Linked DNA regions of Homo sapiens: region 1 is linked to region 2. Evidence: read pairs that join two places in POLR2A ChIA-PET (ENCODE). Cell type or tissue: PC-3. All regions are shown on one strand. Each heading gives the region's core, and the rest is flanking DNA. Links, peaks and the distances in the headings are about the cores only.

Region 1 (2,918 bases), core at 233-2,732, 120 kb after region 2:
TTAGCGGAGCAGTATGGTGACTACATTTCATCTCTCAAAAGACAGCAGCAATAGGATGCTGATCTCAGGAGGAAGCAGAGCTTAGAAAACACAATCTGTCTTCAAGGCTCATTCAAATGCAAACATTATGGTCAGGGGCAAGATGTCCACTGCCTAATGAGGTGCCCATATAACTACGGATTAGGACAATCTCCTTACATGAACTCAAACAGCCAGCCCAGCAGGCACTCCTAAACAGACCCAAATTGCTGAAGCATCTGAAAGTAGGAAGCCCCGGCACCTAAGAATTGGTGGCAGGAAGGAATTAGATGTCTAATCCATGTATTTTTGTTTCACCAGACTAATTTCTGGGGACCAATCCAAAGGTACAGTCAGCCACTGTAGCAAAGATGCATGTATTAATATCCCTCCAAGCATTGGCTTTGGGATTCTTTTCCCCATTGCTCCTGAGAGGCCTTCTCACATCATCTAATTCAAGACCATTCCTAATATTCTCACTCATATTAAAACAGCACATATCACAATTTGTAATTATATGGTTACTGATTTATTCATGAAATTCTTTTTCATCTTCCCTATTAGACTACAGGCTCCAGAAGGATAGGGGCCATATTGGCCTAATTCTAGTAATCTCAGTGACTAGCATAATGCCTGGCACACACACCCAACAAATATTTAAGAAGTTAATGAAGAATGAATGAGTGAACAAATGGACAAGTTAATGAGTGAGTGATGCTCTCTATCCTTTCAACTGTTGCATTTGGCAATAAAAGCAGTATAATTGGTCCCTCTGTAGTGAAGTTCTGCTCCTGGGTATGTTTGGGATGCAGTTTCCACTCATGCTTCCAACTCAAAGAATCAGTCCCCACCCATGGCTCCTGCTAGAGGAGTAGCAAGCCATGTGACCCCACCTCATAGTCACAGAGAATTAGACCTGCCAGGGGCAGCACCCTCACCAGAGTGAGGCCCATTATTAGGCTGGCAATGAACTCTGACTTGGGTTGTCTTTCTTACAAAGGGAAATCAAGCTACCACTCTCTTCTGTTGGGACTTTGAACAAATAAACACAGAGAAGATTCAGTGGATGCTTGAACTGCAAGGTTGTGCAGAGATGGGTGGGTTGCATGCTGGGGCCACCACTGTGGTATTAGAGTATCAGTTACGAAGGAACAATGCAATCAGAGGGAGGTGGTGGGGAGAGAAAGGAGACCACAGTTGGCATGCTCAGAGAAGCTGAGAAGCCATGAGAGGAGAGGCAGAGGTTTCCAGGGTTGCCTCAGTTCAAGCCCTTTCCGAGGCCTGGCTCCTCCTGTTTCCTGGATTTCCATGTGATTCCTCTGACCCTAAAATACACCACTTCTCCCTGCTCTCCCACAGATACACACCACACACATTTTCGTTGAACTGGTTTGACTAGATTTTGTTCCCTTCAACAAAAATCCATGTGCAAATGACACCAGCACACATTGCCCACGCCAAATCTGTCAGTGTGCATGGATCAGCTCTGTCCAGGGTCCTGGGCTGCGACAGCATCACCCACATCCCTGAACCACGAGCTGGTTATGGATTCCTCCATATTCCCCAACCAAGCTGTGAAAAAGATCCCTTCTCTGCTTCTGCAGAGCCTGTTATGGTTTGAATTGTGCCCTCCCCCTCCAAAAAAAGAGACGTTGGAGTCTCAACTCCCAGTACCTCAGAATGTGATCTTATTTGGAGACAGTCTTTACAGAGGTAATCACATTTAACTGAAGTCACTAGGGTGGGCCCTAATCTAATATGACTGGATGTCCTTTTTAAAAGGAGAAATGCGGAGACAGACACGCACACAATGAGAATACCACGTGAAGTTGGAGGCAGCGATCAAGGCAACGCTTTTGTAAGCCAAGGAATGCCGAGGATTGCCAGCAAACCACTGGCAGCTGGGGGAGACACCTGGAACAGATTTTCCCTCAGCCCTCAGAAGAAACCAACAAATATTCCTCAACACCACACATGGGTGTAAAACCATAGCTAGAGAGAAGCTGCATACAGAACAGGTTTCTGATCAAAATATGCCACTTCCATAGGGCATATTGATTATTTTGAGCTGGATGCAAATAAGAATCAACAGGTACAGCAAGAAGCTTTCCTGGATATTTATCTGAAGAAACTCCTAAGAAATAAGGACTGTCATAAATCCCCTCTCCCAGGGAAGTTTTATGGCAATGAAGAAGACAGAAAGTTGGCTCCAAGATGAACCTGCACAAATAACCCTTTATCTTCCATTAGATTCCCCATATATTTCCCTTCCCACAGTTTGCTGCCCTTGGAGGCCTAAAACCCTCCTTTGACTTGCTACTTCTCTAAACCTTTATTGTACCTTTGCTAAGATGCTGTATAAGCTCAAGTTCAAACCAACCCTTTGAGTACTCCATATGTAAGCAGGATGTACATGCTAATAAACTTGTTTGTTTTCTCTTGTTCATCAGTCTTTTGTTAGTCTAATTTACAGAAAACCCAAGATGCAGTAGCAGAAAGAAGCTTTTCCCTCCCCTACAAGAATAACTAGAGTCCCACACAAATCTGCCTGGCAGGCTCAGCTTCAGGGTAAACAAAACTCTTTTCTACCCTCACCCTTTATCTCAGGACTCCTGCCTTGAAGCCCTCTTTATAGTCCCAAAATACCATGCCAGAGACCACAGATTATTTGTCATGAATTTGTGTCCCCACCAAAATTCTTATGCTGAAGTCCCAGTCATCAGTGTCTCAGAAGGTACTCCTATTTGGAGATAAGTGCATATTCGGAGATAAAGGAATTATTAAGTTAAAATGAGTCCTTTAGGGTGGGATGCTAATCCAATATGACCGGTGTTCTCATGACAGGAGGAAGAGACAGCAAGGGTGTGCCTGCACAGAAAGCAATGAAGAGGCAGCAAGAC
Region 2 (2,918 bases), core at 154-2,653:
AGGGTCTGGAGGGACCATTTCCACATGGTACCCTTTCATACCTTTTCATTTTCATCCATGTAAATGCGTTACCTTTTCCAAAATAATTTACATTTTTCTAAAAACTTTAAAAAATGTTAATTCCTACTCAATTAGACTCTTCGAGCTAGGTCTCAGGAATTAGCATTTTAATAAGCTCTCCAGTTTATTCTTACACACTCAAAATTTTGAGAACTTCCCCGTGAAAGGCTCTTTCTACTAAAAGGAACTTTATCCATTTCCCTTTGAGTTAAAGACAGCAATAATAAACCATACAGGGGGAAAAAAAAACCTCATTAAACTTTCTCAAGAGAAATAAACAATGCAACCTCAGCTTTCCTAAAATCAATTTAGATTCTGATATCTAAGTTGTCAGCTACTTTCTACTTTTTGCATTTATGCAGACCAAGGGAGTTGTGAGAAAAGAGATGTTATAGTCACTGGACAGGTTGCCCTCTCCTGCCAAGCTTCCCCAAAATGATGTGGGGTTTATTGGCCCCTTACCCCACCCCAGCAAGGGTGCTGTGTACTCACCTTGCTTTTTAAAGAGGTTGCTCTGGACTATCTCATTCATAGACTGTACTTTCTGCTTCTGGAGTTTCACAGGAGGGATGCAGGTGTAGAACTCATACAGGAGTTGGCTGAGGGCAGGAAAAATAGGAGCTGGTAGAGCAAGGCAGACCCATGTCTCCCAGCTCATAGCACTTACAGTCCATCCCTGGACCTCTAGCTCTGGGAAACCCCCAAGTCCTGGCAGAGCATGAGGTGCAAGGTAAGCCTTCAGTAAAAATGTACAAGTTGTTCTTGGTATAGAATATTAGTAGCATTAAAAGAGACGTAAAAATCTGAAAATACCCATAGCCCTGAGCAGTTACCGTGTACCAAGCACACACTTTGCATTTTGCATTCATTATGCCATGTAGACTTCATAACTCTACAAGCTATATACAATACTTATCCCAATTTTATAAGTTAGAAAGCTCAGGTTTAGAAAGGCTAACTTTTCTAAGGTTATGCAGCTAGGAAGTTAAAGAAACAAGAGTTCAAAACAAGGTTCTGACTTCATTACCATACCATTTTACTTACAAATGTTTTATGCTTGGTAATGCTTTATGATAAGTCTTAAAATCAAAATCTCTAATTTTTTTTAAAACTATGAAAAATTGTGGATTAGAACCAGTTTGGGACATCAAAAGGGAGATAGCTCTTCCCAAATAGGGTGAGAATCAAAATACCCTGAAACAAAATTATAGTCCTTGTCGGCTTTCCAAAATAAACTTATTGTATTCATTTATTCTTTCAAGGACTTATTAAACATCTACTTAATATGAGACAGGCAAAGCGCAGAGAAATGGGGATATAATGGGAACAGACTGGGTCCCATTTGGCATGGAACTTACATTCTAATAGAGGTCATCAAATGACACAGAAGCAAACAAATCAATACACAGCGATGTATGCAGTGGAGGAAATAAATAGGGAGCTGTGTCAGAGAATAATGGCACAGGGGCTGGGGGAGAAATTTAATTTATTTACAATATCCAGCAGTAGCTTTTCCAAGATAACATTTAGCCTGAGGGTCTGAAGGATGAGAAGGAGCTAGCAAAAATCTTCCATATGAACAGAAAAAGGACATCCATGAAAAAACTGGTAACATCTGAATAAAGTCCAGAGTGCAGTTAAAATAACTGTATCCATGTTAATTTCTCAGTTTTTATAAATGTGCCATAGTTATTTAAATGTTAACATTAGGGGAAGCTGGGTGAAGGGCATATGATAACTCTCTGTATGTAATCTTTGCAACTCTCTTCTAAATCTATAAGTATTTAAATATAAAAAGTCTTTTAAGTCTGTTATCTGTAAACTACAATACATTTTTTAAAAAGAAGAAGGTATATCTGATTGAAATGCCCCTATTCCAACAGCATAATCACATTAAAATAACGTGTTCATCTATGAGCTGAACGTAGTTAAGAAGTAGAAGGCAAAAGGGAGCTGTCTCCATTATCTCTTTAGGTATGCTTAGGCTGTTCTCCATTTGCAACTGTGGGGTCTACAAGGCAAAGAGTGGAACCCAAAATAACCTTCAGGCCCAGGTGAAATGGAAACATTCATCTCAAACATCAATTTTTTTTAACCTATATGATTAATTTTCATATCATCAAAGAGGGATGCTTATTATACAGTTGGTTTTCACCAAAGTCTGGCACAAGAAAACCAAAAGGTAAAAATACCACACCGGAAACCCTGAAAACATCCCCTGCCACAGGTCTTCCCCATCCCCAAGCTGAGTGCCCATCTGGAGCTCCCCATAAGAGCCCTCCTCCCACTCTGAATCCCTAGCTTGCCAGCAGAGCCCAAGAAAGTACAACATGAGCTCTCACCTGAGTAACTTCGCATCAAAGACCATTTCTACATCATGCAGGACAGATGGGATGTATTTCAAAGCCGCCACCTAGGTGGAATGTAAAATACATATAAGTGATCCTCACATCAACAAGTCTGTGCTGGCAAAGAGGGTACTTTGCAGCATGACACAGATCAGAGGAGAATGATTCTGCATCCTGGACATTACAATATTGATGGAAGCCTCTGTATGGACATCAAAACATAAGCACGGACTTCTTTGTATACAAAAGTGAAGTCACAACTCCTGTCTTCAAGGAGGCAATAACATAGACTAGAATGACCACAGACCTTGTAGTTCTATAGATCTGCAAATTCTGTTTCCACACCTTATTAGCCATGAGGCTTTGGACAAAACACTTAACCTCTCAGACATTTACTTATCTGTGAAATAGACAAAGTTATATGTATTCTGAAGGATTGCGAAGATTAAAAATAATATATGTGAGGCATCCAACAGAGCACCAGGCCTATTTTAGTGCTCAATAAATGGT

The links. ChIA-PET counts read pairs that join two places held together with the same protein. Peaks named below come from ENCODE experiments on the same cell type or tissue, not always from the same donor. Only the 100,000 strongest peaks of a DNase experiment are listed, where the experiment ranks them.
Region 1: POLR2A ChIA-PET joins it to region 2 with 5 read pairs; 2 of 35 experiments call an interaction of 5 or more read pairs at or near these places.

Annotation. Positions count from the first base shown.
Region 1 is chr5:169,640,008-169,642,925 of GRCh38, reverse strand. All of the region lies in intron 1 of DOCK2 (dedicator of cytokinesis 2), which reads right to left. Among named protein-coding and RNA genes, the nearest start is that of DOCK2, 4.2 kb to the right of the region's middle. In PC-3, for the core only: no CTCF peak of the experiment used is centred there; a DNase peak (open chromatin) is centred at 1,425.
Region 2 is chr5:169,759,260-169,762,177 of GRCh38, reverse strand. DOCK2 (dedicator of cytokinesis 2) reads right to left here. Exons shown (of 52, transcript NM_004946.3): 24 at 2,403-2,473; 25 at 553-659. Among named protein-coding and RNA genes, the nearest start is that of DOCK2, 120 kb to the right of the region's middle. In PC-3, for the core only: no CTCF peak of the experiment used is centred there; no DNase peak of the experiment used is centred there.